5 separate regions of the Mus musculus genome follow, and regions 2, 3, 4 and 5 are each linked to region 1. Evidence: chromatin loops called from intact Hi-C (ENCODE). Cell type or tissue: gastrocnemius. All regions are shown on one strand. Links, peaks and the distances in the headings refer to the core of each region. The heading gives the core; the rest is flanking DNA.

Evidence for each region. Hi-C counts contacts between places; a loop is a spot of excess contacts. Peaks named below come from ENCODE experiments on the same cell type or tissue, not always from the same donor. Only the 100,000 strongest peaks of a DNase experiment are listed, where the experiment ranks them.
Region 2: it touches region 1 in a loop (9-fold over the local background); 9 of 42 quality-filtered maps call a loop at or near these places.
Region 3: a loop joins it to region 1, with 2.3 times the contacts of the local background. A loop is called at or near these places in 3 of 42 quality-filtered maps.
Region 4: a loop joins it to region 1, with 7 times the contacts of the local background. A loop is called at or near these places in 18 of 42 quality-filtered maps.
Region 5: a loop joins it to region 1, with 5 times the contacts of the local background. A loop is called at or near these places in 22 of 42 quality-filtered maps.

Annotation. Positions count from the first base shown.
Region 1 is chr14:67,185,741-67,192,000 of GRCm38, reverse strand. It overlaps Gm30438 (a long non-coding RNA gene), which reads right to left. Exons shown (of 8, transcript XR_874742.2): 8 at 2,789-3,203. Among named protein-coding and RNA genes, the nearest start is that of Gm30806, 13 kb to the left of the region's middle. In gastrocnemius, for the core only: a CTCF peak has its summit at 3,096 (motif pointing right); DNase peaks (open chromatin) are centred at 2,914, 3,086 and 3,465; H3K4me3 peaks cover 1,371 bases; H3K27ac peaks cover 2,044 bases.
Region 2 is chr14:66,952,440-66,958,699 of GRCm38, reverse strand. No RefSeq gene overlaps it. Among named protein-coding and RNA genes, the nearest start is that of Gm24258, 15 kb to the left of the region's middle. In gastrocnemius, for the core only: CTCF peaks have their summits at 3,178 (motif pointing left) and 5,390 (motif pointing right); DNase peaks (open chromatin) are centred at 1,509, 3,182, 4,204 and 5,393.
Region 3 is chr14:67,113,651-67,119,910 of GRCm38, reverse strand. No RefSeq gene overlaps it. Among named protein-coding and RNA genes, the nearest start is that of Gm52123, 31 kb to the right of the region's middle. In gastrocnemius, for the core only: no CTCF peak of the experiment used is centred there; a DNase peak (open chromatin) is centred at 3,393; H3K4me3 peaks cover 382 bases; H3K27ac peaks cover 1,744 bases.
Region 4 is chr14:67,069,164-67,075,423 of GRCm38, reverse strand. It overlaps Ppp2r2a (protein phosphatase 2, regulatory subunit B, alpha), which reads left to right and starts at 2,953. Exons shown (of 10, transcript NM_028032.3): 1 at 2,953-3,334; 2 at 5,115-5,189. The coding sequence starts at 3,328. In gastrocnemius, for the core only: a CTCF peak has its summit at 3,392; DNase peaks (open chromatin) are centred at 2,953, 3,341 and 4,273; H3K4me3 peaks cover 3,503 bases; H3K27ac peaks cover 4,093 bases.
Region 5 is chr14:67,047,637-67,053,896 of GRCm38, reverse strand. All of the region lies in intron 2 of Ppp2r2a (protein phosphatase 2, regulatory subunit B, alpha), which reads left to right. Among named protein-coding and RNA genes, the nearest start is that of Ppp2r2a, 22 kb to the left of the region's middle. In gastrocnemius, for the core only: a CTCF peak has its summit at 3,237 (motif pointing left); a DNase peak (open chromatin) is centred at 2,693; H3K27ac peaks cover 4,395 bases.

The DNA.
Region 1 (6,260 bases), core at 505-5,504:
ACCAATAATGCTACAGGTTAGGAACCAAACCTCAACACAGCATCTTTCAGAAAGAGTCTAGATCCAAAATGTAGTCTACTGCCATCCGTTCTCAGCTTGCATTGGCCTTCAGGCAAGCCAGGCCCTTTCACACAAAGCCCTGTATCTAACAAAGGATTTCACAGAACCTATGGAACATTCTATAGGAATAGGAAAAAATAAATAAATGGTCGCATGGAAAGCTCATCGCACCACTGTAAAGTCAAGAAATAGTGCTTGATCTTTAGCAACCAGATAGGAGCTTTGTTTGTTCGTTGGTTTGCTTTTCAAGAGAGAATTTCTCTGTGTGGCCCTGGCTACTGGAACTTGCTCTGTAGACCAGGCTGGCCTTGAACTCGGAGATTCACCATCCTCTGCCTCCTGAGTGCTGGGATTAAGGGTGTGTGTCATCACCACCTGGCAAATTGGAGTTCATTTAAAGAGGCGTGGCATCATGCACTCTGAAGAAAGACTCTGAGGCCAAGGAAACAGGAATAATAAAGAGGTGGCTGGCTAGGAAACAATATATGTAACACTTCCTGCCTTTTTGTGCAGAAAAAAAAAATCAATATTCAAGTGTTCCCAACCAGATAAATTTCAGTGGGAAGCAAGCGTAGTGTGGTTCCGGTTCCCACGTGTGAAATGCAGGGGCCTTGCGCTGGGGTCTGTTGTTTTATTGGATGCTGAAAACCCAGCTTTAAAGTCTGGGAGTTCAGTTCGACACAGAGCATATGCTAAGCGTTTGCCAAGCCCTGAGTTCATCTGGAGCTCTGCATGGATGAGCCTGCAGTCCTCATGAGGAGACAGTGCTCAGCAGGTGAAGAGCAGAAAACTATTTCAAGTCATGAGTGTGTGTGTGTGTGTGTGTGTGTGTGTGTGTGTGTGTGTGTACGGGTGTGCATGTATACACACATTATTTGACTTGCTGGCTTTAATTGTGGGCCTAGAAGGGATCTTTTCTCAGGCTGGAGAGATAGCACAGTGGTTAAGAGCACATGCTGCTCTTGCAGAGGACCCAAGTTCGGTTTTCAGCATTCACACAACAGCTCACAACTGCCTTAATTCCAGTTGCAGGGACTCTCTCTTTCTCTCTCTCTCTCTCTCTCTCTCTCTCTCTCTCTCTCTCTCTCTCTCTCTCTCTCACACACACACACACACACACACACACACACACACACACACACACACACATCTTTTAAAAGAAAAATAAATATTAAAAAATAAAGTCTCCCTGTCAATTCTTTATAATGCCTGTGCCTATTGTGAGCCAGGAATGGTAGTAGTAAGGACAGTGCCCAACACTGACAACACAGAAATAAAGGCCCCTGACTGACTGTACTTCCCAGGCCACAGAAAGCAGAGAGTGACCAAAAGTCAACAGAAGAGATAGTTTGGAGATTTACTGCTTGAGGAATGAGGACTAACCATGCAGGTTTCCAGAGACAGGTAGTAGTCGTAGGAAGTTAATAGCATGCCATTTCCAGAGATATACCCCAGATCTCAGGACTGGTTGTTTGGAAATTTTAGCCCCACCACACCCTGTGTCTCTTTCTGTAATAAATGTTTTGTAATGTACTTTTACTAAAGTTAAATCAGTATGCTACCCACATACAAGTTTTAGTATAAAAATGTAAATAAGAACATACAAAATAATACATATTCGGATATGTGAATATTCGGACAGTTATGTTATAAAACATCCTGTTTCAGATGCAAGCAGCCATGTGGCTTGAGACAGCTATAAGCGCAGACTGATACATTTGTATTTTACTATGATTCAAACAGCAGGCATGGAGCTATATCTGCAGTGGTGGCAACTTTCCTTTAAGCTGTCAACAAAACAAAGGCCAAACACTGCCCGCATCCACTCACCTGAGGTACTGAGAACCCACAAGCTCACGGAGACTGAAAGTAGATCAGAGGAAGCCCTGGCTAGAGGAGGCAGGATGGGAGTTCCTGATTACTGACTACCCTGTCTCTGTTTGGAGTCATGGAAAAGATTTGGAGATTGACAGAAACGATGGTTTCATAGCATTCTGAATACAAGTCAGCCACTGATGTTGTTCACTTAGAAATGGCTAAAACGGTGCCTGGAATATTGTATAGATTTTGTTGTAATAAAAGCTTCATCTGGCTACGGTGATAAGTGCAGTTCCAGTTCTTGGGAAGAAACGGAGGCAGGAGGATTACATGTTTCAGGTCAGCATGGGCTCCATAGAAAGAATAAGGGAAGGAAGGAAAGAAGGAAAGAAAGGAGGGAGGGAAAGAGGAAGGGAGGGAGGGAAAGAGGAAGGGAGGGAGGGAAAGAGGAAGGGAGAGAGGGGGAGGGAGGGAGGGAGGGAGGGAGGAAGGAAGGAAGGAAGGAAGGAAGGAAGGAAGGAAGGACCTTCAAAAAACTTGTTTGTAAATAAAATGGAGCTGGTCCTAGCTCTGGACTATACAAAGCAAGAGTCTGTCGCAGAAAATAAGAACGGGGTGGGAATGGTAGCAAGAAATGAAGTAAAGGACGGTGGGAGAGAGAAAGGAGGGTCTTACAGAAAGTCCTTTATGTTTATAAATGGAATAGACCTGGTCCTAGCTCTGAGAGTTAATGCATGGCATTCACCTACACAAATGTCCAGCAGGATATCTGAAAAACCTCCTAAGACAATATGAACTATCCTACTAGATGTCCAGCATGGCGGGTCAGCGCCACTAAATGCCAGTAAGGCTCCCCTTTATTGTGATGACCAAAAAAAAAAAAAAAAAAAAAAAAAAAAAAAAAGCCCAGGTTCAAATTGCCTTCTAGAAAGCAGCTCCGCCCCTCTTGAGAGTTAGGAGGCAGGAAGTGAAGAGAGAGCCTAGGCGGCGCCTGGGTTCTGGCCAAGGGCGTGCCTGAAGTCCTGGGGGAGCACGGGGGCAGAGGGCTCTGTAAAGCAATCAGCAGAAACCCAGATCTCCGGTAAACGGATCTAGCTGGAGGATAGAGAGTTAAAGGGAAAGGGACACATGAACTACTCGGTGAGGTTTAGTCCTGTTTTTATCCTTAACAGTGTCTCGGTTTCACGGTCGCAAAGCTCATTGCGCTCCCCTGCCAGACGGTGGAGCTAGAGAGCCTCGTACAGATCCCGGTCCACTGGGTTCAGGTTTGAGGCAGGGCTGACTCAGCCCTCCACGGATGACACAGCAGGATCGTCGACTGTGACCTGCAAGCAACAGCTTCATTTATTAAATAATTAGCTAATTCTTTTTTTTTCCCATTTAACTTTATCGACCTATTACAGGTAGGGCGATGGCATTGGAAGGTTCAGACAGAAACCACTAAGATAAGACGGGACTCTGACCCTGACTCTTAAGCAAGAAATTAAAATCTCTTGCAATCTTCTAAGTGTCCCTAGGCAACACGCCCAGTGGAGCTGCCCTAGTCCCCTCCTCCTCCCTGCGGACAGCCAGGACTTCTACAGGAGGTGGAACACAAGCAGTCACGCAGTGGCTCCGCCCACTTCCTAGCCAATCACTGCACAGCCTTCTCCCTCCTTCCTGGAGGCAGGCACCCGAAGGATGTCGACGCGTTTAAACAAGCCATTTCAAAGGTTTAAGGGCTTGGGAGGTAGTGACTTCCACAGGATGCTAGAGGGTCCTGGTTGCAGTTGTGATTCTAAAGCTGGCACTGTTGGAAAAAAACGTAGTTGGTAGATAAGCTGGTGGAGGTGGATTGTTTACCTCCTGAGGCTCTGTGCGCACATCGCAGGCACAAAAAACGGAATGGAAAACCTCTATTGTCACCTTTTCTACCTCTTTGGAGGTGGGGGCAAAAGGCTACCTGATGCCAGTGTTGTTTGGTGAACCGTTCAACCATCCCTCCCAGCAGTTGCAGAACTCTACTTTCTGGACTCCTGGCAGCTGCCAGGCATCTCCGTGCCATATACTAGATTCTGGCCTGCAAGAGCCAAGTCTGGTTAGTCCTTGCAAGCTGAGCCCTTTCTGTACTGTAATCAATGCAATGGTGAGTCCTCTGGACTAATAACCAGGGCAACTACACCACCAACATCATCAACATCATCTTCACCACCACCCATCCACCCACACACGCTTTTACAGCATCTCACTCGATCCAGGCCACACCTGGCCAGGCAGGTGCCCTTGTTATGCCCATTTTACAGATAAGGAAATAGGAGGCTCAAGTCACCTGCCTGGAATGCAGCAGAACCACTCTCAGCAAATCCCTTACAAAGGCAACCTAATTTGGTTCACAGTTTAAAGGGGGGCGGGGGAGCCGGGATGTGTCAAGCACGGTGGGGAAGGCACAGCAGCAGGAAGGTAAGACAGCTAGCTGGTCCTGGGTATGAGTGCTTTGCCTGCCTGCATGTGGTTGACATGCATGCAGTGCCTGCACAGGCCAGAAAAGGGTGTCGGATCCCTGGAACTGGAATTAGAAGGTTGTGAATTGCCATATGTGTGCTAGCATCCAAACCCAGGTCCACATACTGCAACTGACCCTGGAGCTCAGTGCTTCAGCTAGTCTGGCCACTCAGCTTGCTCCGGGGATTCTCTGTCTCTGCCTCCCACCAGTGATGAGGTTATAGGCAATCGCTTTATCCACTGAGCCATCTCCACAGCCCCACACTTCAGCTATTTTAAACCGCCAAACCTTTGATACCTTTTTGTGGCAGCCAAGAGGACAGTGCCCAGCGGTGCTGCTGTGTCTGGGCAGACACCATGAGTCTGGATGTGGGAGTCTAAAAACAGCCACCATCCACTGTCAGGTACATGGAATGTTACTGTTTGCATGAAACCCAAAACCGGTGAGGACAAGAACAACAGATTGTTCTTGTCCTAGTTAGGGTTATCATTGCTGCGATCAAACACCACAACCAAAAACAATGTGGGGAGGAAAGAGTTTACCTGGCTTGCACTTCTCCTGCACTGTTCATGGAAGGAAGTCAGAGTAGAAAATCAAACAGGGCAGGAACCTGGGGGCAGGAGCTGATGCAGAGGTCATGGAGGAGTGCTGCTTGCTGGCTTGCTCCTCATGGCTTGCTCAGCTTGCTTTTTTCTAGCACTCAGGAGCTCCAGCTGAGAGGTGGCACCACCCACAAGGGTCCAGGCCCTCCCCTATGAAACTCTAATTATGAAAATGTCTTCCAGTCTTGGGCACAGCCTGATTGTATGGAGGCATTTTCTCAATCGAGGTTCCTTCCTCTCAGATACCTTAAGCTTCTATAAGTTGACATAAAGCAATCCAGGCAACTCCTCTCTCTTCCATCCTCCCAACCTCTTTCTTGTCTGTTTTGTGCCCAATGTCTGCGTGTGAGAGGGGTTTCTGTGAGGGAAGGAATAGAGAGTGGGGAGCTTAGGAGCAAGCCGTTAGTAACGAAAAGGAACTATGTGAACTTGAAGTGGTATCTTCATCTCTGCATGCCCTGCTCGACCACAGCATCTTCCTTTATGTATCTAGGCAGAAATAGAAGTAGTTCAACCCCAACAGTCTTAGCAGTCCTCTGATGATGCTTCAGAAGCACTTACAGCTGCTGCAGATGTCCTAACTGGTAGGCGCGCAACCATTACTTTAAATATAGTGTGCACTACACGGGCTATGACATCTGGTAATTTAACGTGCTGATAACAAAGTAAATATGTGACCAGTGTGACTCATGCTTAAACCGCCTCTTCTGTATGGCTTCCTTCCGTAATTCTATTACTGTTCATGCATTTAAAAGTCTCATTTAGGAAAGAGGTCAAAGGTGACAAAGAAGTTGTGAACTAAACCCTTGTGAGGCATTTAAAACGGGGTCTGCTGCATAGTTGTTCCTTGATAGCTGAATCCATGATCCCCAAAGATACCAAACTGTAGATAGTCAAGTCCACTTCCCTTCCTGTTTTAAAATTTCTTTTTAACGGTGTCTTTTTGTTTATGTAAATGTGCATGACTGTGTATGTGTCTTATGTAGTGTAGGTGCCCGTGCGGACCAGAAGAGGGCACTGGAGTTACAGATGGTTGAGCCTGTCTCTGTGTTTGTAATATGCAGTGTATGTGCCTGTGCAGAGCAGAGAGGGCACTGGAGTTACAGGTGGCTGTGAGCTACCAACAAGGGTCCTGACAACTTGAATCTCTACAGGAAGTGCTCATAAGTGACAAGATATATCCCCTCTCTAGCCTTTATATTTAAAAAAATAAATAAGAGTAACTATCACCTACACATATTCTTCCGCATGTTTTATTAATAAATCATGTCTAAGTGACTAATAAGATCTAATTCAAT
Region 2 (6,260 bases), core at 482-5,481, 230 kb after region 1:
TAGAGCTACACAAGGAAACCCTGTCTCGAAAAACCAACCAACCAAGACCCAAAATAACAACAATAACAACTCTTTTGGAAATATTTGTTCTTGTGTTACTATTACTGTCACTATTAATATTACTATTATGTGACCTGAGGTGGGGGGAGCTGAGTTTGGTCTTTTGTGGCCTGCTTTGTGTGTGTGTGTGTGTGTGTGTGTGTGTGTGTGTGTGTGGTGGTGGTGGTGGTGGTGGTGGTGGTGTGTGTCTGTATGTGTGTGTGTAGGTGCCTGTCTACATGTGGAAGTCAGAGTTCAAGCCTGGGCCATTCCTCATGACTTAGCCATTCTGGGTTTTGGCAGGGTCTCTCGCTGCTCTGAGTCTCACCAGTTAGGCTTGGTCAGCTTGCCAGTAAGCCCCAGGGATCCACTTGTCTGCCTCTCTGGAGCTGGGATTACAAACACACACCAGCACTTCTGTTTTCCTATTATTTGGGCTCCTGGGGGTGAACTCGGGTCCTTGTGCTTACGAGGCATGCAGGACCAACAGGACCATCTTCTCAGCCCCTGTGGGCTTACTATTTCCCAAGATCCCTTTTAGAGAATAAGTGGGTGTCTTAGTCAGGGTTTCTATTCCTGCACAAACATCATGACCAAGAAGCAAGTTGGGGAGGAAAGGGTTTATTCAGCTTACACTTTCACATTGCTGTTCATCACTAAAGGAAGTCAGGACTGAACTCAAGCAGGTCAGGAAGCAGGAGCTGAGGCAGAGGCCATGGAGGGATGTTCCTTACCAGCTTGCTTCCCCTGGCTTGCTCAGCTTGCTTTCTTATAGAACCCAAGACTACCAGCCAGGGATGGCACCACCCACAAGGGGCCCTCCCCCATTGATCACTAATTGAGAAAATGCCTTACAGCTGGATCTCATGGAGCCATTTCCCCAACTGGGCGCGGCTCCCAACAGAAGCTCCTTTCTCTGTGATAACTCCAGCCTGTGTCAAGTTGACACACAAAACCAGCCAGTACAGTAGGCCCCTACCACAGCCAGTTTTTACTCCGTTTTTGCAGCATCTTTGCCTGCCCCTGTGTCCTCGTCAGCCTTCCCACTTTAATGAGACTTTTATAGTAACTGCCTTCTTATTTCTGGATGGTGCTCCATCTGGGGCCTTGATGATCCTGAAAGACTGTTCTTCTCGGGGCCAGCTGCTCCCTAGAGACAATCCAAAAGGTTTGGATTTCAACTTTCAAACCAGTTGATCCAAAGTCCGTATCCCCATCACCCAGTGCCCCCTCACTGGTGGTTATCCAGCTCTGCCCTAATCATCACTAGGCCAGGCCCCAGGCAGCAGTGGACAAAGCTGCCAAGGCTTGCCAGTCCTCAGTGCGTGCTGCTTTTCCCACTTAACCACAGTAAAGCTCCCTGCCTCCATTTCTCTCTGCCTCCCGACCAGATGGCCCCCGGTGACATGCTGTGAGGGAAAACCCTTCTTCTCAACAGTCATTTCCTCTCAGTCACGCTTCCCAGGCCATGTTAAAACAAGTAACTTATGGCCTGTCCTCAGTTTGGGCCTTGGTAATTCCCGTAGCCTCCTGGTGGTTCCTGGCTCCTGGCCACCAGGACCCCACTTGTGAGCCAGAAGGCAAACCTGCTGCCTGACTCCTGGTTCTTTCTCTTTTCATTTTGTCGAATGCGGCTGAGAACCACACTGGCGGGCACAGCATCTTTGCTCAGGATGCTCGGTTCCCTGTCACCCCCAGGCAGGGTATCCAAGAGGATGGGCATAGTTTGATCATCGCTAGATCCTGATTTAAAACAAAACACCCCGGAGTTTAAAGTGAGAGGGTACCAGCACAAAACTGGAACCGTAACACAGAACGTCCAAGTCATTAGAAGAGCACCGTAATCTGACAAAAGTCAGAAAAGAGGGAGAGAAAAGTACAGTAAGAATCAAACATAAAAGAAAATTAGGAATGTGCTAACCACACCAGGAATCTCAATAAATGGAAGTGAGGTTAAATGTTTTCTTAAATGCCTCTCTGAAATCCAAGAGTATCTGGCTGTAGAAAAAGTCTACATCACACATGACAAGGTACCTCACATTATCATGCATCAGAATGTCACATGGTACCCCATAAGTATGTACCCTATAATTTATATTTGTCAGTTGATGGAAGCTCGGTGTGAAGCTCAGACGAAGAGTTCTTAACTACGTGGGCACAGCTTTGGGGTTTCCCCAGCGTGGCAAAGAAATAAATATAAAAAATTTAAATTGTATGAAAAGGATCTTTTAAGGAAATATTGTTCAGACCGGACAAAAATAGAATTCAAGATTAAAATTACAAGTTTTTTAAAAATCTATTTTTAAAACTATACCTCCTGGGGCCATGGAGATCTCTCAGTGGTTGGGACACAGGTTCTCTTCCAGAAGACCAGGGTTAGTATATTCCCCAGCACGCCCACTGTGCCTGTCATCTGTAACTCCCATTCCAGGGGATCTGATGCCCTCTCTGGCCTTGGGCACCCCTCCGTATGCACACGCATACATACACATAAATAAAAATAAATCTTTTTTTAAAAAAGAAATTGATCACCAGATATCAAAGAAAATCTCAATTCTAAAAATGCAGGATGATCACAACCAAATAACAGCAAGTAACAACGAATAATAATGACAATGTCCAGAGTAATTTATGAACAAGCCTATAAGAATTCGTAGTGTTTGCTTCTTGTAAAAAGAGTTGGAGGTAAACATGAAATTTTTATATTTAGCCACACGAATGAGAGATTGTCTTGATTTTTTTATTAGTGTATACTTTTGAGTTGTTTAAAGTAACAAGTATATAAAGCAACAAATGAATATGAAATAAAAGCTCCTACCAATTGACGGGGCAGGGGGACTTAAAATTGAATTACTTAGAAATAAAGTCACGACAGTTGTTACATATCAAAACCTCTGCTCAAGGGCAAAACAGTAGCCAGTGCACTTATATAGTCCGAAGCACACAGACTAGGGAAGAACAAAGCTGCCTAAAATGTAAACAGAGACCAATCCTGAGAAAAGATAAGGATAAGTAAGGATAGCATTGAAGGGAGACGAAACTGTTATTTTCTACTGCAGTAAACGTCCAAGAGAAGCTACTGAGCCAGTAATCCAGTGAGTAAGAATAAAACAGTGGGGTGCTCTTGCTCCTCCTGCTGGCGAGGATGTGTAGGGGAAAAGGCCCTTGCTTATGTTAAGAGGGCAGTAAATTGCTTTATCACAGAGAGCAGTCAGGCTCTGCAGGTTAGCCTGTTGTCCATGGACAAGTAGCCTCACCGATAGGTCCTCTAGAGCAAGACTTTCATAAGTGCTGTTAAGAAGAGTCTCCAGTCTCTGGATGGCCTGTCCTTCAGCTCTGTTCCATACTTTGTCTCCATATTTCCTCCTGTGAGTATTTTGTTCCCCCTTCTAAGAAGGACTGAAGCATCCACACTTTGGTCTTCCTTCTTCTTGGGCTTCATGTGGTCTGTGAATTGAAACTTGGATATTCTGAACTTTTGGGCAAATGTCCAGTTATCAGTGAGTGCATACCATGTGTGTTCTTTTGTGATTGGGTTACCTCACTCAGGATGATATTTTCAAGTTCTATCCATTTGCCTTCGAATTTCATGAAGTCAATGTTTTTAATAGCTGAGTAGTACTCCATTGTGTAAATGTATCACATTTTCTGTATCCATTCCTCTGTTGAGGGATATCTGGGTTGTTTCCAGCTTCTATTATAAATATGACTGCTATGAACATAGTGGAGCATGTGTCCTTATTACAAGTTGGAGCATCTTCTGGGTATATGCCCAGGAGAGGTATTGCTGGATCCTCCGGTAATACTATGTCCAATTATCTGAGGAACCACCAGACTGATTTCCAGAGTGGTTGTACCAGCTTGCAATCCCTCCAGCAATGGAGGAGTGTTCCACTTTCTCTACATCCTGGGGGTCCATCCCATATTCAGTCACCAAACCCAGACACTATTATGCTATTGTGGATGCCGGGAAGTGCTTGCTGATGGGAGCCTGATATGGCTGTCTCCCGAGAGTCTCTGCCAGAGCCTGACATACAGGGGTGGATGCTCGCAGCCAACCATTGGACCGATAGAGGAGTTGGAGAAGGGACTGAAGGAGCTAGGTGCAGGGGTTGGGGGATTTACAGCCCCATGCAGGGAGCAACAGTGTCAATCTGCCAGATCCCCTGGAGCTCCTGGGGACTGGACCACCAACCAACACATGGAGGTACCCATGGCTCTGGCTACATATGTGGCAGAGGATGGCCTTGTTGGACATCAGTGGGAGGAGCAGCCCTAGGTCTGAGGGAGTTGGATGCCCCAGTGTAGAGGAATGCCAGGGCAGGAAGGTGGGAGTGGGTGGGTGAGGGAGCACCCTCATAGAGGCAGGGGAGGAGGGATGGGATAGGGGGTTTCCAGAAGGGAGACCTGGAAAGGGGATAACATTTGAAATGTAAATAAGGAAAATATCTAATAAAAGAATATATATATACACACACACATATATGAAGAAGAGTCTCCATGGAAGCTGGGTGAGGCAAAGAATTGGCATGAGACCAACGGCATCTAGCTAGGGAGATGGCTCAGTGGGTTAATCACTTTCTGTGCAAGTGTGAAGACTTGAGTTTGGATCCCGGTACCCACACAAAGCAGGACACCACAGTGCTTCTGTAATTGAAGAACTCCCAAGGCAAGATGGTAGGCAGCCACAAGGGAATCCCTGGAAGTGTGTGGGCCAGCTAGGCACCAGCGAGCAAGCACTGTGTATCACACAGTGTGGAAAGTATGAACCAACCCCAAGCTGGTAAGTGATCCTCACACGTGCACTGTGACATATCACATGAAGTCACACACAAATATGCATGCACATACATACGCGAATGTGAGTGCACACATACACCCGGCAAAGGGGGGGGAGTGTACACAAACAGGAAGACACAGGTAACACTGAAAAGAAACTAGGCTGAGACGCACAGGGGCAGGAGGCACAGAGAAGAGCTTAGCAAGCAGTGGCCATCAGCAGAGAAAACTCTTGACTTGACAACCCTCAGCCAGAGGTTAGCAGGTAGGTCAACTCCCAGAGTCACCTATACTCTATACCTACCTATACAACCTATATAGGTATAATACTCTATACCTACCGCTGACCTCGGCCCAGGGAGATCTGTACTTGGCGAGTTGTGAGCCATGAGGACGGGGTCTCGGCTTGAACATATCTCAGCGCTGTGGTTGCTCTCCCACTGGAGTGTATACTCAGGATACACCCCACAGCTAGAACATGAACTACCCCAGGGGCTGCTTACAGTCAGGCTGTCCTGGAGCACAGACACCTGCTCAGCTCCCACACTGCAAAGCTACGTGTGGCCAGCAGAGGCCCCCAGTGTACAAAGAAGGCAAGCCATAAAGAGGAGGCGACTCCGGGAGCCATCAGATCTGCAGGGTAGTGGCTCAGTAGAGGCAATGACTGCAGAAAGGGCAAAGTGCACAGTTGGGCTGATGCTCCTCGCTAGTTTCTTCTTTCCTCTTCTCCCATTTTATTTTTAACTGTTTTTAGTAGTATTTTTACTTTATTGTGTCAAAACAATTAATACGTGGTTTTATTCTTTATGCCCTTTTATAGCTCAATCTTGTCAATTCACTTTTCTTTTCCAAGTTAAAAAAAAGATTCCCTTTTTTAAAAATTTTATTTTATGTGTGTAAGTGTTTTGCTTGCACTTATGTCTGTGTACCACATCCATGCCCATTGGCTGTGGAGGCCAGAAGAGGACATTTGGAGTTATAGATGGTTGTGAGCTGCCATGTTGAGAATTAAACCCAAGTCCTCTGGAAGAGCAGGAAATGGTCTCAACCATTGTGCCATCTCTCCAGCCCTCATGCAGTTTTTTCTTGTTACTGGACAAATTTTTTACCCCACTCCCAATTCTCAAAAAAGTTTATTTGAGTCCCCTGCTGCAATACTTACGGGCAGTTTCTCCCTCTCACACAGTTATAACTGCACAGAAAACTATGTGCAGAATAGAATCTTAGCTCCCCCCCCCCCGCCCGCCACAGCTGTTTTGACTTATCTTATTAGTTTCATTTTTTTTTAAAATCTAGCATTTAAAATTTTTATTCCTCTTCTTACATGGGTGTGATTTTGTTTTTTAAGCTTTCTAATTACTGGGAGATCTTATGCTAATCTGTTTTTATCATCTCTTACTCCTCGTTCTTGCTCTTCAAAGCATTCTGCTCTGCTTCGTTTC
Region 3 (6,260 bases), core at 762-5,761, 72 kb after region 1:
TATATGACATATGTATGTCCATACACATAGACAAATAGATGAATGAATAAATGTTTGAAATGCAACATTTGCATTTAAATATCCATAAGTTTAGAAGCTACAGAGTAGAGCGGTAAGGTCAGAGACCACAGCCCAGGCACACCCGACCGAGAGAACTCTACCCAGGCACCATCAGCATAGCTAGTAAGCGTCTGCAGGAGTGAGGGGAGCCTGATGGTACCAGCAGCAGTGAGGCTGTGGAGAAGCAAGAACAGCAGTAGACAGGTTCAGATGCCGCTCTCCCTGCCCCCCAAAGAACCAGCATCCATTGAACAGTTGAGACTGGGTAGTTGTCTGGTGCTCTTAGACAAACAGATACCTCCAGAGGGAAAAGATATACTGCCTAACGTAGGCATGCCAGGCCCTGATTGGCTACTTGAAAAACCGGAATTGATTCGGTCACAGGTACACACCCAAGATGTTGCTACAGGTCACACTAGCTTTGGTAGCTACTCAACACACTCTGACCCATCTAGGCACGTTGTAAGTTCTTCTGACCCATAGATTAGACAAACCATACATCCTAGGGGACCCTAGTTAATAAGGGGGGGGGCTAGATGGGGAGCTGGGAGGATAAAGGAGCTGAGAACTATGGCAATTCTAGCCACGGCTTGGCATGCCAGATTCCAATAGTGAAAAAAAAGTTCTCATTCTGAGCAGGAGCTATATACTTACAAACCATCTCTCCCCCAAACCAGCAAACATTTATTGTGTACTGTGTCAATTAACTTTTGCGCCAAGGATTTCTTTTTTTTTTTTTTTTTTTTTTGCCTGTTAAGGTGTTTAAGGCTTATTCTCTGTGCCTAGTGACCACACAGCATGAGTCACTGACTTGCTTTTCACTCCAAGTAGAGCAGCCACGGTAGAACGGAGACCACATACCCAGTATCTCATTGTCTCTCCTGAATTTAGACCCACAAAGGTCCTTTCTCAACCAGTGATACATCTTGTTTCACGGTCCCTTCGCTTTATGTATTTGGGTATTTTGTCTGCACCTGTGTGTATGGACCACATGTATACCTGCTGTCCTCAGAGATCAGAAGAGGGCATCAGATCCCCCAGAACTGGACTCAGAGAAGTTTGTACATTAATGTGTGGGTGTTGGAAACTGAGCCCAGATCTTCTGGGAAAACAACACACACTCTTAACCATTGAGCCATCTCTTCAGCCCCCCCAAGGACCACACAGAATTCTAGCCCTCATGCCCTCACAGTCCATGGCGTGGAGAAAGTATTTGGTATGTTTATTGTTTATGGAGAAAGCAATTTCACAATAACCTTCTGAGATTAAATTTCGCATCCCCTTTGACCTGCATATTACACTTCTAGGAACTTATCTTACAGATAAGATTGCACAGTGTACATAAAAGACAAGTAACAAGCCAGGTGTGATGGCACAAGCTTTTAATCCTAGCACTCTTGAGACAGAGGCAGATGGATTTCTGTGACTTGCAGGTCAGCCTGGTCTACAGAGCTGTCCTGTTTCAGGACAATCAGGGATGTTACATGGAGGCAAGAAGGAGAAAATAAAGAGAGAAGAATACCAAAAATGTGGCCACTGGGGTTGTTTGGAATAGCAAACCAAATAAGCTAAAATCCCTAAGTAGCCAGAGTCATTAGTGAGCAGCACAGAGACGTGAATGAACAACAAGAAATACCATGTACCATTCAAAACTACACTGCAGATCTCTAGGTCCTGCTGTGGAGAGGGTTACAAGAACCAACTGTAAAAGAGAGAAATATCAAAACCACGAAACACATCCAGGCTGCATGCGAACAAGTCATTTCTTTTGTTTCTGATTTTGTTCTTGTTGCTTTTTATTTTATGAGACAGGGTTTCTCCCTGTAGCCCTGGCTATCCCGAAACTCACTCTGTAGATCAGGCTGGCCTCAGACTTTGTCTTTGATCTTTCTTGTGCAAGCATGTATGTGAATGCAGTGAGATCTGAAGCACCGCACACAAATGGGACGCATGCAGCAACTCTCCAGAGACGCATGCAGCAACTCTCCAGAGTTGGTCCTCTTCCACCTCTCCTTTGTTTCAGGCACTGGTTCACTTTGTCAGGCTTATGAGGCAAGTGCTCTTACTTGCTGAGCCATCTCCAGGCCCCTTATTTGCTTTGTGATACAGGGTCTCATGTAGCCCAGGCTGGCCTTCTACTTGCTATGTACCCAAGGATAACCTTAAACTCCTGATCCTCCTGCCTCCATCTCTCTGATTTGGGGATTACAGGTTTGAGCCATCATGTCCAGTTTAAAAACAATTCTTGCCAGACATGGTGGTATATGCCTTTAATCTCGACACTTGGGTGACAGAGACAGGAGGATCACTGTGAGTTCAAAGCCAGCCTGGTCTACATTGTGAGTTCCAAGACAGCCAGTGCTACATAAAGATCCCCTGTCTCAAAAATTAAAAATGAACAGCTCCTTAAAGGACACAAGTGAGGAACACGGCTATCTCTCCAGAGAGGGACTCAGAAAGGTGAGGGAGGGGTCCCACACTCATCACTTAGCCTCCAAGACAATTTGAACTCATTAGCATAAAGATGAATTGATTTGGGAAGAGAAATATTGAAATAAGCAGGGGCTGTAACTCAGTGGTGAAGGGTTTGCCTGAAGGGTTTACCTGGTGTGCTCAGACCCTGATTCAATCCCCAGCACTCCAAAACAATATTAATACCAGTTAGAGCTAATTCTGCTCTGAATAATTGCACTCGGGGCTTATCTGGGTTGCCTTTGCTTGTTTGATTATTCATTTCCGCCAGCAAGACAAAGTGATGGATGCAGAGGCTTCTTTCTTCTCCCTTGTTGCAAGTTCAAAGCCAATGAGCAATAACTTCCGGAGCATTCCGGTGCACAGCAGGAGTGCTCTGGTGGTTCATCAATGTCACTAAGAGCTCCAGATGCATTTATAATCTCACCGCAATTGTCAATGGCAGCTCGCTCGCATGATCAATTGCCAGTGTCTTAGCACACTGTGTTTGCACAAAGCACCCCTCACCAGGACAAAAGCAGATGTGTAGAAAATCAGCTGTGTGGAACCTCTCTGCTTATTTCTTGACTTTCCCTGGGAGCCATGTGGCTGCCTTCATAGTTGTCCTAATGCTGGCACTGCTTAAAGGAGAGGTATCTATGGCAGCAAGCGGCGGTGATTAATTTTAAGCTGTCACGGAAAATAGTTTTGCACTTTAATGTCAGAGAACTGCATTATTATTACGGGTCTAATGTTCCCTTGCCAAGCCTCTGTGCTCACTCCCAGGATACAAAATGAACACGGAGAGCTTGCCCATTGGCTCCCAGGAGCATCTTTTGGAGAGAGGACAAAAAGAGAACTGCCAAGCTAGCCAAACCCCATGGGATCCCGGAGCCCTCCCCCATCTGCCTTGCTGCCTGCAGCTGGAGAAAGCCCTAGTCATGCCTCTTTGCCCTGAGTGTTGTCCAGTTTGACCCCAGTTTCCCCTCGTGAGCCATCTGGCCCACAGAACATATTTGGAATCCCACATTGTGCCAGACACCATAAAGAAGAAGTTTGATAGAGAGAATGCCATAGAAACAGGTAAGGAATAAGCCAGGCCAAGACCAACAAGTACAACACAAACATCTTGGAGATCCGGCCGTCTGGGCCCAAATCTGAAATAAATTGTGGTCCCCTGGGGTGTCTTCTATCTCTGAAGCTGCTGAGCTGAGGTGCAGTGAGGGGGGCGGGGGTAAAGAAGAGAGAGAGAAAGAAGGAGAGAGGCAAGAATTGACTAGCTTTAGGGTTTCAATACAATATTTATTTCTTGCATAATCTGTCAGAAAATTAGATCAAAGAGCTGTCAGCTCTTGAAATCATGCAATTCATTAAAGGAACAAACTTTTAAATATCTTTAGTCAGAAATAATAGTCTCTAAGAGGCAGGCTTGACTTACATAGCTAATTTGGACCTAATAACTGGAAGACAGTACAAATGCTAGAACCTGAACGCTCTAGAGAGACATTAAGACATTATAGAAATCTCTTTGTAAAAAATTAAGACAATTATATTCATAAAAACAGCATCTCTTTCTGGAGCACTCCTCTGTGGCCAGCTAGGTACTTCATTGAATTTTTATCTGCAATCTTGCTGCTTGGTAAATATAGTTACTGTCACTTTTCAGGTGGGAAGTCTGAGAGTCGGAGAACTTCCTTGGGCACAGTGCAAGTATGTAGCAAGTGACATCCATCTGTCTAGCTGGCTATAATACTAGACCTACGGACAAGATCACTGCTCTTCCAGAGGTCTTGAGTTCAATTCCCAGCAACCAACCACATGGTGGCTCACAAACCATCTGTAATGGTATCCAATTCACTCTTCTGGTGTATGTCTGAAGATAGCTACAGTGTACTCATATAGATAAAAATAAATAAATAAATCTTTAAAAAAAAGATATGGAGTTTGAAGCCATCCTTTATATATACAGTGACTTTGAAGCCGGCCTGGGAGAGTGAGGGGATGAGGCATGAATATGAAAGAATATGTGATGTCATTTGGGGGTATCTGTGGAGGCCAGAAGTGAGTGTTGGATCTCTTGAAGCTAGAGTTAAAGGCAGTTGTGAGCTGCCTGATACGGGTGCTAGGAACTGAACTTAGGTCCTCTGGAAGAGCAGCAAGCCCTCTTAACTCGGAGACATATGTATATCTCTCCACCTCTCTCTCTCTCTCTCCTCCCCCCACCCCGCCCCATGTAGCTCAAGGGTCTCATGTAGCTCAGGCTAGCTTAAACTCACTAGATAAACAAGATGACTTGAATTTCTGATCCTTCTGCCTCTGCCTCCCAAGAGCTGAGCTTACAGGCACAGACCAACACATCCAGTTTATGTGTTGTTAAGACTCGAACCCAAGACTTTTCACATTCAAGGCAAGCACTCTACCAACTGAGCCACATCCCCAACAAAAGTCCTAATGTAAACTCTAAAGCAATATAATTGTTGCAGCTATGTAGATATTGTCTATAGTAAAATAATTACAGAAGCTGGCCTTGTCCAGAGTCAAGAAATAATGTTCCATTTTTCATTAAGCAAAAAAAACAAAACAAAACAAAACAAAACAAAAAAAAAACCGAGATTGCAAACCTATAAGGAACAAAGATTCTTTGGGGAAGTTTGAGTCCAATATCACACATGCCCATTGCTTTGGGTGTCATGAGGAGATGCTGGTGGAGAGGGTGTGATCAAGTAAACTGCTTACCCCAAGGCTAGGATAAAGAGGAAAACAAGGAAAAGGAGGAAGAAGAGAGAATAATAACGTGCCATAATCTCTCTCAAAGTTACAAGCCCAGGGGGCTTAAGGACTTCCCATTAGGCTCCACTTCCCAAAGGTTCTATCACCTTCTACATTAGTTTGTTTTCTAAATGCTGAGTCCTAGACTTTTCATCATGTATGTGTGTGTGTGCATGTATGTGTACATGTATGCAGTATGCATGTATGTATGTTCACATATGTATAGATGCACATATACATGTGTGGGTATGCATGTGGTGCCCACAGGTTGATGCTGAATATTGAGATGTCTCCCTCAGTCATTCGCCACCTTATACATTGAGACGGGGTCTCTCAGCTTGTCTATGTGGCTAACCAAACTAGACAGTTTGCACTGGGAATGATCCCTTGTCTTTGTCTCCCATGCACTGGGATTACAGATGAGCCGGCATGCTTTTCTGGAATTATGTAGGTGCTGAGGACCTGAACTCATCCTCACATTGTAAGAGATTTACCAGCTGAGGCAGGTTCCCTGAGTGCTTCACAGCAATAGAAAAGTAACTAAGACCAGTGGGTAACCCTAGCACTGGTATCCTCTGCTTAAAGAAAGCCACAATGCAAGGGACCTGACTCCATTCATTCTCTGCAGAAGGCATTCCTAAACTGCTTTTGAAACCAATGCACATCCTAGTTTTAAAAATAAAACGTTTGTGGTTCCTTCTTAATTGGGTCTCTCACAGGCTAATAATAAAACGCGTTGGCATTCTGTGGGTATATATCAACTAACAGTAGAGGGAGCCAAGCCAGGAATGGCTTCTGGGGTGGATAGGAATCTGCGTGCTCTTAAAAATAGGTCCTGGGCAGTAATGAAGAATTGAAGTTTACTAAAATGACTTGAGCATTGGAAAGTAGTTGAATAAATTGTGCAGGTGGACAGGTAGTATCGATGTTGAATTTACAAAAGTTTACCAAATAGGTTGGTGCAAGCATATAATCCTGAC
Region 4 (6,260 bases), core at 757-5,756, 120 kb after region 1:
TTGGTCACCGTGCGTGGTCATGTGATCAAGAGTTACATTTAGGACTCTTCTCACGTGATAAAAAGCTTGTAGCTAAATGTGGTGACTTGCCTGAACTCCTAGAATTTTGGAGGCATCTGTAGGCAGATCACTGTGAGTTCAAGGACAGCCTTATTTACACAGCTCTAGGTCAGGGCTACAGAGCAAGACCCTGTCTCAAAACAAAACAAAACTCAAAACCAATTCAAACAAAAGTTTCAAGATCATGTACAAGAAGAGAACATTATCCTATTGGGATACCCCATCTCCTGAGTAGTGTGTAAACAGGTTCGAAGACACCATGGGAAATAACTACAGCAAATGCACGCACAGGCAATTTACCTATTTACCAAATGGGGTTGGTTGTTTAATAAATGTAGGTGAGATCACCAAGATGACTTCTAAAATGCCTCTTTTCTTTCTTTCTTTCTTTTTTTTTCCCCTGGCATTAAGAAGAATGAGGGCTGGAGAGTTGGCTCAACAGTGAAGAGCCCTTGTTGCTCTTGCAGAAGACTGAGGTTCAATTCCCAGCATCCACATGGCAGCTCACAACCATCTGTCACTCAAGTTCCAGGGGTGTGACACACTCTTCTGATTTCTGAGGGCACAAGGCATGTACATGGTACACACACATGCATGCAGGCGAAAGACTCATACAAGTTAAAGAAATCTTAAAAGTTAAAAAAAGAGAGAGAAAATATTTACAGTTCAGCAAACCTTAAGGAGCCAACATTTAAGTGGTTTTTCTTCCCAATCCAGAAGACTTATTTATTCATCCATTAGTCCCATGAATTATGTGGCTAGTGATAGGGAGATGAATAACATACTTCCTAGCCTCAAAGAATTCTGTCTAATAACAGACACAGACTGAGATCATTTTAATGTGGTTTAAGAAAACAGAAAAGTGCATTATACTTTATGAGACTATTTGTATAAACTGACAACATGACTGCTTCATAGTTTGGTTAAGGGGAGGGTTTTGTTGTAGATATGAGAGAGTGGCCAGAGGCATCTGGAAGAGTCCAGAGCACAGACTGAACATGCCGGAGAGGGAAGAATAATAGCAGAGGATAAAATATAGAGGAAACAGCCAGAATAGCAGGGTCATAAGGAGGAGTAGCTTGGGAGAGAAACACCCGAGGGCTGGAGTTTACAGTAGAGGAGAGGTAAGAAGGGCAGGACACTAGCGTGGACTGAAATGTGCCACAGGATCTTGGGATACCAGCATGTGCTTTGATATACAGTTAGGCAACGTAGGTAGCTATATCTCCTTTTTGCCAGAAGTGAGGGAAATGACATTTTTGGTAGAGGGCCCCTGGCTTCACAAGTTCCTGAAGAATGCTGTTTTTTTTTTTTTTTTTTTTTTTTTTTAATCTAACTTCCAGAAATCCTCCTATAGTCCAGGCTGAGCTCATTTCTGGATATTTGAACTGCCTTTTGCAGTTTGGGAAGTTTCCTTTGGACCTGACACATTTTGTTGTTGTTCTCTTTCCTCCTCCTCTTCCTCCTGTCTTTCTTTCTTTCTTTCTTTCTTTCTTTCTTTTTTTAACTGTTTTAAGATGAGTACATTGTTGTTGTCTTCAGGCACACCAGAAGAGGGAATCAGATCCCATTACTGATGGTTGTGAGCCACCATGTGGCTGCTGGGAATTGAACTCAGGACCTTTGGGAAAGCAGTCAGTGCTCTTAACCACTAGGCCATCTACCCAGCCCTCCTTCTGTCTTTCAAGACAGAGTTTCTTTGTGTGGACTTGGCTGTCCTGGAACTAGCTCTGTAGACCAGGCTGACCTCCAGAAATCTGCTTGCCTCTGCCTCCTTCCCCTCCCTCTCTCTAGGAGGAGAGCTTGGCACTACTAAGAAAGGGCATTTGACCTAGTTAAAGGTGAATAGGAAAGGGGGGGGGGAATGTCAGAGAGTCTGACTGGAAGAGGCTACATTTAAATGGATTTATTTTAATTTTTTGCATGTGTTTGATGTATGTATGTTAGGCAGAGTCTTCTATAGATAGCCCAGGCTAGCCTCAAACTCAGCTGTCCTTGAACTCTAGAACCTCTTAAATGAATACAAGCGCTGTTGAGATTATAGGAATGTGTCACCACGGCCAGAAGAACATATCTTCCTCTTCCTCCTCCTCCTCTTTTTCCTCCTCCTCCTCCTCCTCCTTCTCCTCCTTCTTCTTCTTCTTCTTTTGGTTTTTCAAGACAGGGTTTCTCTGTGTAGCCCCGGCTACCCTGGAACTCACTCTGTAGACCAGGCTGGCCTTGAACTCAGAAATCCGCCTGCCTCTGCCTCTCAAGTGCTGGGATTAAAGGTGTATGCCACCACTGCCCAGCAGAACATACCTTCTTAATCATTGATTTTACCACTTTTATCTGAAAAGACCTTGGCTACTTTTTGCGGCATTCACAACATCCAATTTCTGTGGCGAGCTATTCTTAACTGCTCGCAGTAGCCAAGGGCTCTAGTCCATGGGAAGGTAACCTAATTCACCCAGATGGAACCAGTCCAGTTGTGTCCTTCTGGGCTCAGTGAACTCTCACCTTGGGCAGGCAGTGGCAAGTATGCATCACTCTCCCTTAATTTTGGTGCCTCCGGGGCTCACCCACAGGGTCACTGGAGCAACAAAAGGGGTATTCTCTCGAGAGGGCCAGCTCACCATGTGGTTGAGCATAAGTGAACATATGAGGCCATCCCAAAGTTCCGGCCTTGGCTCTACGGCTTGGGACAGTGAGAGGTGCAGACAGGCCAGGCCTTGGCCACTTGGGCACCGCGGCTTGGCACATCCAGCCCACAGCCACAGCAAACTAAGTGCAGCTCTAGCTCTGTACAGGGACCTTCTCAAGGATCCTAGCGGGCGGGGCGGGGCGAAAGCAAGACAAGAAGGAGGCGTGGCTAACACAGCACGACCCGCCCCAAAGACGCTCCGCCCCCTCAAGTGACGTCACCGGCCAGCCAGCGGGCGCCATTTTGAAAGTGGAGTCGCCTGTCCCTGCCGCCGCGGCCGCCGTCGCTGTCCTAGCCGCCGCTGCCGCCGCCACTACTACCGCCGCCGCCGCCGCTACTGCCGCCGCTGCCGTCTCCACCGCGAGAGAAGGAGCACGAGACGGGACGCCCCTGAGTGAACGCCACCATCCTGCCGACCGCTCCACCCGGGCCGCTTCCTTTCCGCCCCGGTCCCGGTCCCCTCCCCCCTCAGGTGCCATCCGCCTCCATCCGCGCCCTCGATCCCCCCATCCCCAGGTGTGGGGGCTGAGCCCCGGTCGCGGAGACCCCGACGAGCCCGGCAGGGTCACCATTTGCAGCGCGACATGGCAGGTAAAGAAGAAACGGCCCTTGGGCGGCTGACAGGGTGCCGTGCCGCTTCCTCTGCGCGCTCTCCGTCACCCCCTAGCGACCGTGGTGGCGGGGCCTCGGCCTGGGGCGCTGGCCGAGTGTGGGGCGGGCGGGCGGGCCTGGCACTGAGCTGGGACTGTGGGGCCTGGAGGCCGGGCCCGGGGCCTGGCACTACAGGAACACGGCACGGGTGCGTTGGGGGTGGGAGACGGCGTGGGTGGGGCGGGTGCAGGCGTGCAGATGGGTCCCCTCTGCACCCTGCTCCCTCCGCTCTTCCTTACATATTCATTCCTCTTCCCGGTCTACTGAGAACCTTTCTGTAGAAATGTATTCTGGACCGATAAGAAGGAAGACAGCTTTGCAAGTTAAAATACAATGGAGGCATACCCCCACCCCCCCAACTCACGGTCACCCCCCCCCCAACCCCCAGCACCACACAAACATTAATGGGGTAGGTCAGGTTTTGAGGGTGTAAGCCTGAATTTCGTTTTCGATTTTGCTCCCTTCCCGTGTCTTATTTTTTTGCCACTCACGAATGCTAAGCCTTTAATAGAAGTTGCAAGGATTGGGGTGGGGGCTGGGTGGGAGAGAAAGGTAATTTAAACTTTGCATTTTGCACGGTAGCGTTTGGGCAGATGTCCTTTTCCCAGAAGGGTTTCTTGGAGTTAAAATAGTTGTGGAGTTCGCCGATATAAATAGCCAAAGGGAGAGGGATTTTATAAAACCTTGCTGAGGGGGGACGGGGGGGGTGCGGGGGGAGAAAGCCTGATTGAGAATAATTTAGCAAGGAATGGGTAAAGGAAAAGCGAGGTTTAATGTCGTTTGAGAGTCGGTTATCTTTGTACAATTTAGTCTTGAAGCCCTTCCTCTCATAGAGTAATTCTGGATTGAGATTGAGTTTCTTTTCCAGAAATCCCGGGGTGCCCCCATCCCCCCATTTCCTCTTCAGTGCTGAGCAGTGAGTGTCGGAGATTAAACCAATTTTCCTTTCTTTTCAATATTTGCATAGATAATAGAACCTTTAAAGAAGTTATGCTGGACTGGTTTACAGTTTGCTATATAAACAGGCTGCCCTTTGACCTTGCTGAACAATGAAATGATAATTGGAACTGTATTGTAGGAGATGAGCAACGAATAAGGTTGCTTTTTTCTGGGTCCTTTGGATGCAGTAGGTGAATGTGGCAGGAGCAGCCTCCTTTGACCATCTCTTCCCAGGCGTGCATTTCCGCCCCTTTTCCTCTGTCTGCAACCAGTGATTTGCTCCTAACGAATGCAAAGAAATGGGTGTTGTGTTTGCTTAGTCCACATGAATCATCCTCTCAGGCAGTAATGTTCCCGAAGTTTTCTCTTCGTTCTATATTTCATGGTAGTTTAGCCTTATAACTCTTTTGTAGGCCTTTTGTACATTTAAAGGAAAACTAACTTTGGTGCTTTGGTTGGTTTTGTTTTTGTTTTTGTTTTTTCCTGGTAGGTTTTAACTTGAAAGGTTCTGACTGTCTTTAAGGAGAGGGAAAAGTGGAAGTGAGGTTTTAAATATCTGTATGATGATAATTACTGGTAGGCTGTATGTCTTTGGATATTTCGTACCTGCAGACTTGTTTTTAATACACTACCAACTATTGGAGGCCAATTTGGTTCCAAATCTGTGGGCTCAGTGGTAGTTACATAGGGAGTTATGATGCCAGCCTCGGGAACCATCTCTGTGTTTATAAGCGTAAACAGAACAGAGCTCAGTTTTAATTGCTATGTTTTCTTCTTCCAGGAGCTGGAGGAGGGAATGATATTCAGTGGTGTTTTTCTCAGGTGAAAGGAGCAGTAGATGATGACGTAGCAGAAGGTAAGACATTTTAACAGTGACGACTATCGACTTAAAAGTCCTGGGTGCTGAAGGAACTCAGTGTTTTGTGTTTGCTTTCTGAGAGGTGGGATGATAGCTTTAAAAAAAATCACCTTTCTGAAAAGTCTGTATATCTTCTTATGTCTTGCTTATCTTTTTTTTTTTCATTGAGTTAATGAAGTAGATGTCCAGCAGTCAGTGCTCTAAGGTTTGTGTGACTAAGGTGTCTTTGTTACATACATTCTACATATAAATGACTGGTCTTCATGTTTATGTGTTATTTTTCGATAAAACAGAGAAACAGAGGCCAGCAGCTCTTAGCTCAGAACCGCTCCCAGCAGCACCTCTTACTCTGTGGGGGGCTCTGGTTCTTTTGAACTCCACTGCTTTGGGATGTGGCACTGGTCGACATGGCTGCTGGTCCACATGATTCACTTTACTGTGCTGCAGGGATTTGTGCGTGTGGTTAAGACAGATAAGATAGAACAAATTACTGTGGGGACTTTTTTTGAGATAGAAACTTGCTAATTTATTTCAGAACGTATCTAAAGTTTTGAAATGTCAAGGTCTTGCGTGCAGTCTGAGGTGATCTTTTGTGATAGAGACAAATAATCTCAAAAGGGATTCTTTGCTCAGAAATATTTAATATAGTTTGTGGACTCTGTGTGTGTATGTGTGTGTATTTGAGAGGGAGAGGATGTGTGTGTGTCTGTCTGTCTGTCTGTGTCTGTCTGCCTGTCTGTCCCTAGCTGGCTTTGAATTTGCTATGTAGACTAGGTTGTTCTTGAATTCGGAGATCCATCCGCCTGCCTCTGCCTCCCCAATAAAGTTAGTGGGATTTTTCTAAATAGAAGTCAAAGAAGAGTATGTATTTCTGGTTGTCTGAAAATGTGTACCCCTTTCTTTAGGTGTGGAACCTTTCCTTGTGGTTCTCCTCTGCTGCCATAGAGTGCTGTGCTGAGGATTTCTTTTCAGGTGGTGGTAGGCCAAAGACTGTTGACTAGGAGATGCTTGTGTGGTGACATTTGTCTCCAGTGTGTGCGTGGTGTGGTGAGTCCTGTAGAAAGTCAT
Region 5 (6,260 bases), core at 867-5,866, 140 kb after region 1:
TCCATGATGCCTGGCTCACATGCTTGTGCTTCACCTGCCCTTGGTGATCTTCCGTTGCTGTGTTGAGTAGGAACTGTCTCTGACCAGGGTCTCTCTCTCAAAGTATTTAATCTTCGATTTAGTTTTGGTTGGTTTTCTTTTTGAACATATTTTGAAATGAATACATTTTTGATTTTGACCTAGCCTTACCTTGAAATGCTGCTCTGACTTCTAAAGTATTTGCTTCTGTTTTCATATTTGTACAATACATGTAACACAACTGTTTTTCACAAATCAGTCAGGTATTTTATCACAGCAATAGAAACCCTAACTGTGGTAGCAGCTATATTCATAGTGATCTTCTCTTGCTTGTAGGGTATAATATTATTTCATGCATACTCAGACCAGATTATTCAACAGGGATTACTGGTAAAGGACTCATCTCAGCACATTCAAGTTCACGGTCAAATTCCTTTTAGTTATTTCACATAATACAAATATTTTTTAGTTTGAATTAGGGTTTAATAACATTCATACTACTGTCAGAAGCAGAAACAGTTACAGGAATTAATAGTTCTGAGTAAGAGTTATAAGAATTCTCTAAAAAATTAGAACAAAAAAGGGAGACAAGGGGGAATCAGATCAGTCCAGAGTCCCAATAACCATGTTAGAGGATCTCCAGAAAGCACAAATGTTAGAGACAAGAAAAGAGAGGAAGTTACAGTTTGAGAAGGTTCACCTTGCACCACCATCTCAGTTACAGAGCATAACAAAAGCATACCACTGAGAAAGGGAGAAACGCAGCAAGGATAGCACCAAGATCTTCAGCCCTTCAACTGCATCATAAGCAGCAACAACAAAAGCAGTGTCTTCCAGAACACAGGGAGAAGTTAACAAGCCAGGTCAGGCTGTGCCCCACACTAACCCTGAAGCTAGCCAGCTATGTCCAGTCTACAGCACTCAGGGCTCATAGCTAAAGAATGGGGCCTCACTACAGACTGAGATCTGTGTTGTGTGCGGTTGTCAAGAGTAAACTTCATAGATGACAAGAGTCATGTTCCCTTTTCCCAAATAGCTCTAGGTTTCAGTCAAGTTTACAGAACTCAGGCAGCCAGCAGCACAGCTGCATAGGAATTTATTCTCCGATCCTCTACCTTCTTTTCCAAGTAAATTGAAGTGCCCTTCACAAAGCTTACATAGCAGTTTATTCTGATACTTCAGTGAGATCCAGCTCCGCAGGGGTCTCCCTTTACCTTCTTAGTCTGTGTTTTCTTCCCTAGAAATGCCTCAAGTGTCCCTGTGCTATCTTTTGTTAGACTGTAAATATAGAATCTGCATCTTTGGTGATGGGAAGCCAGTAAAGTAGCCTGTATTTGCTTGTAGGTTTTTTATGTGAGATAGCAATCTTATAGCAAAATACATATTAGGTTTTGTTTGTTTGTTTTTGAGACAGGGTTTCACTGTGTAGTCCTGGGTATTCTGGAACTTTCTCTAAAAGACTAGGGTGGCCTCAACTCAGAGATCTGTCTGCTTCTGCCTCCCAGAGGGCTGGGGTTAAAGGCGTGTTCTACTACACCTGGCCCTCACCAGGGATTCTTAATCTCTATTCTCAGAAAATAGAATGCCTATCTTTAGGAAGGTGGGGCTGGAGGTAAAATGTATCCTGTATGTAGGGAAGCCTTTTAGTTATTTAACCCTAATTAAATGTTTTGTGAGCTAGAATACATTTGGTAATTTAAGATTTGTCTGTCATTAAGTATTTTCACATTGCACAGTACGAGGTATGCCTATCATTGAGCATAGACCTCTGTTCAGCAGTGGATGATTTATGCACCCTGCTGAGCAGCTGTGTCTCTGCCTCCTTTCTGACTGTAGATATATTGTTGAAGAGTGATTGAGCTTATTGAGTTTTGTAATTCAAAATGTTAGAATTCAGCTACAGGGGCTAGTGTACGGCTCAGTGGTTAAGAACACTGATGCTCCTTTCTGGCCTCTAAAAGTAACTGCATGTGTGTGGTATACAAACCTACATGTAAGCAACACACACACACACACACAAACACACACACACAGTTTCTCTGTAGCTCTGGCTCACATTTTTTTTTTTAATTAAAAAACAGCAATAAAACTTAGCACCTAAGAGGTAGAGACAGTAGGATTTCTGCAAAGTTCAAGGCTACTGTTGGTTGTATGATTAAAATAGTGAGTACCGGGCCAGCCAGGGCCAAATAGTAAAACTCTGTCTCAGAAAATAATAATAAGCTGAGTTTAAATTGCTTTGTGGAGTTTTTGTGACAGTTTATATGTTCTAGGCTGCTTGTGACTTGTAATTCTCCTCCCTTAGACCACTGATACTACGGTTATATATGTCTGCTACCACACCTGGCCTAAACTTGTGTTTTGAATTGAGTTTGGTGACATTTAGAATTCAGCAGTTAGTAAAATTACCATAGAAGAAAATATCCTGGGAATTACTGATGTGGGTGAAAACAACATTGTTTTGTTCAAGAGTAGAATTAGACTAGGTAGGAAAACTAATACAGATTTCCTATCACTTTTTATCAAAACAGGCTTTGAAAGAATGTGCAAAGTACCTTAGCACTATTGACTTGTGGTAGTGAATGATGATCTAAACCCACGTGTTAAACACTCTGAAGTGTCCAACAGCATAATAGGGAGAGTTCAGTATCCTTGGAAACCCTGGAGGAGTGCCCCAACTAAGCCGTGAGACGCACTTGGCAGGTACACAGTAGTAGCTGGGAAAGATGACATTGTTGACTGCTTTAGTGTTTGTTTACAGGGTTGAGAGCCCCCTGAAGAGTAGGAGAAGGGACCGGTATTGATTGGCCTAGGTGGAAATGATAGTGGTCTATAGGTGGTTAGATTAATGAGTATTTTGTATTTTGAAGCAGGGATTAAAAATCCAGTAGCTTGAGATCTGGGACTGTAGTAACTAAATGGTAGAGTGTCTGCCTCATAGGTCCTGTGAGGTCCTGCAAGGCCCTGTGTTAGGTCCTCTTAAATAACAGCAACAGATACACAGGCCTGTGCACACAGGAGTTGGGTGAGGCAGGGAGGCAGCTAGGGCTGTTGAAGCTCAAAGATGAAACTGCTCTAGGCTTCTCTCTTTAGCTTGTAGTCAAGTTACCTCGTGGCCATGAAGTTCTTAACTGTTTTTCTGTGCTGACCAAGGAACTATAGTGGGCACCCTCTAACATGGCTCCAATGGACACTGCCCTCTGCTGCTCTGCTCTTTGTATAAGTTTCTCCCTTGAATGACACACCTAACAACTGACTAGTACAAGCATGACAGAAGTGATGACATACACTTACAGATGAGGCTACCCAAAGGTCTGTGCTGTTCCCTTTCATTTTCTTTCATTTTCATGACCAGCTACCATGATTGTGAACTTTTCTGGAATCCATGTGGCAGAGAACTGGTATCTCAGGTCAGCATCCAGGAAAAATGATGTCTGACAGCAGCCATGGGAGTGAGTCTGTAGTTGGCACTTACATAGTTTCCCTCTGGAGCATCCTTTCACCTGACAGCCCCCAGAAATAAGGCCATCGGAAACAATTGTTTTTATTTTGAAGACATTAGTCCAGTGGAGTTACACAGAAAATCTCCATGTCATCAAGCCTAAAATTAAATTTCAGCCCCCATTGCTCATATATTTTTAAGTTCTTTTAAATGCAGTTTATGGCTACTGCTTTTCCAAAACACTGTCTGCTTGGCTTCTGGAAAAACATCCCACCTCACCAGCAGCCCCCAACCCAGTCATCTCTTCATGTGGTTCCTGCTCAGCTGCCAAGGATAGGAAAGCCTCAAGGCGCTTAGCCTGCAACCCTGGTTTTCTTTACCTGCCCCAGAAGGAAATCACCTTGAAATGCCATATGACTTTGAGTGCTTTCTGTAAACTCCTGCCAGATCCATTTAGCTGCTCATACAACATTCTGCTCAATTGTAGTTCACTCAGAGATGTGCAGATGGACTATAGTTTTTCTTGTTTTTCTCCTGCTGGGTTTGTTTTTACAAGCTTGTTACTACTCTTCTGTATGTTGGTCCATCCGTCCATCCATCCGTCCGTCCATCCATCCATGTTTCTGGCAGGGCTGCCTTCAGAATGCATTCTTCTGCTGCTGGACAGTTCTGACTCTTCTCATCCCTTATTTAGTAAGAACACATTCACAGAGTTATTTGAAACATAACTTCCTTTGAGAAGTGTAATGGAAACAAGGAATTGAATTTTAAGTATGGCTGCAGACCAGGTCAGGAAATGCCTACCTGATGTTTTACCTACCAAAATTAAGAGGAAAAAGAATTTTAAAAAAGATCCAAGTAGAAAGAATTCACTGTAATTTCCTTTCTCCTTTCTGTTTGACTTTTGAGTGTCTCAGGCTAGCCTTGAACATCCTTTGCAGGAAATAATGGCATTGCATTCCTGATCCACTGCCTCCACCTAGCTTAAGTGTTGGGAGTGTAGGTTGCTACCATGGCATGCTTAAATTGCTGTTCCTATAAAGGCACGTGAGGTGTTCCTTTGATTAAGGGTTTGTGAGGAAATCAGTGGTGTAATCTTTTGGATTAGTTATCCAGCGGGCTTTTCTTTCTTTTGTTTATTTGCTCTTTAGACGCTGTTAACTGGAGCTTCTGAGGCACATATCTGCCTATTAGTGATGAGGTCCTCTGAGCCAGTGGGAAGACCTAAACTTATTTTTCTTGATATTTATCTTTATTTTATGCACATGTTTGAAGATTTGTTCATACCTGACCTCTTGGCCTCTTGGCCTTAGATTTTTCATCTGTTAAGTCTTTGTATTAATGTAAACAGGTGTACCTGTTTGTGGTGGGAATTAAATGCTAGTACATTACATGCAGCTTACCACAGCATGGCACTGCACTGCACTGCACTGCACTGGCTCTGACTACAGGGTTGCTTACTAGGATTTCTAAAGCACCTCTGCTTTGCTCTCCTATCTGCTCTCCCTCCTCCCGATTCCCAGTCTTCTGTGTTGCAGTTGACAGGACACAAGCTGACAGGGTTGTTGTTAGTTAAAACTCAGTGTTCTGGTTTTGGATATTAGAATAAAGCCTGTAAAAAATTTTTAACATAATCTAAAAATCTCTAGTCTTTTCATCTAAATTTCTTAGGAGTTTGTAACCTATGAGAAATCAAATTTGAATTAAGAATGACTGTCAAGACAAATGGACAGTGCAGTGTGTCCTGATTCTTATAGTGTGATTATGACAGTTGTAGTCTGTAAAGCTTTTATAAATACACACATCGATAGAAACCAATTCTGAGTTTAAAAGAAATTACTTTGAAAATAACTTTTTTGTTTTGTTTTTTGAGGTAGAGTTTCTCTGTGTAGCCCTGGTTGTCTTGGAACTCACTCTGCAGACCAGGTTGGCCTTAGACTCAGAGATCCACCTGCCCTTACTTCCGAGTGCTGGAATTAAAGACATTCACCACCTCTGCTCGGTGGGAAAAAATATTTTATGTGTCTGCTAAATGTATATATATGCGTCACATTCATTCAGGTGTCTGGAAATTAGAAATGAGTGTTGGATCCTTTGGAACTGGAGTTGTGCATGGTTGTGGGTCCTTAGAGGCATCTCTTCAGCCTTGAAAGACCTTTCTTTTGTTTTTTTAATTTCAAAATTAAAAACCTCTATAGCTACACTTCTGTGTGTTTTTAGTGCCGTGGAATATTTTAGTTTTCAACCATTTAAAAATATAAAATCTGCCAGATGTGGTGGCACATGGGCTTTTTAGTTCCAGCAAAGACAGAGGCAGGCAAGTATCTTGTGTTTGCTGCCAGTCTGGTCCACATAGTTTCAGGCCAGCCAGGACCACACCCTAAGACCCTATCTCAAAAGTGAAAGTAGAAACATCCTTGGTTGGTGACTAAGATACCCATAGATGTGAAGTGTGGTTTGTTTGCATACACACCAGAAGAAATGTTTGTATCACCACCATCAGTATTACTGGTGATTTCAGACTGGGTCTCACTCAGTAGCCCTTGCTGGCTTGGGGTTTGCTATGTGACACAGGCCCAGGCTCTGTGTGTGTGTGAAGAAGCAACAGAGCAAGGCAGTTGTGATACTGTTACTTGTTTGGGCTGTAGGCTCAGATTTCAGTGAACTAAAGTAGAGTGTTTGGAAAACAAAGGCCAAGGCTATATTGACCATAACACCCTAGGGACAATTAATATTTTGTTTTATTTTGCTGTTTATAAAGGGTCTCACTGTGTAGCCCTGACTGGGCTAGGACACCTCT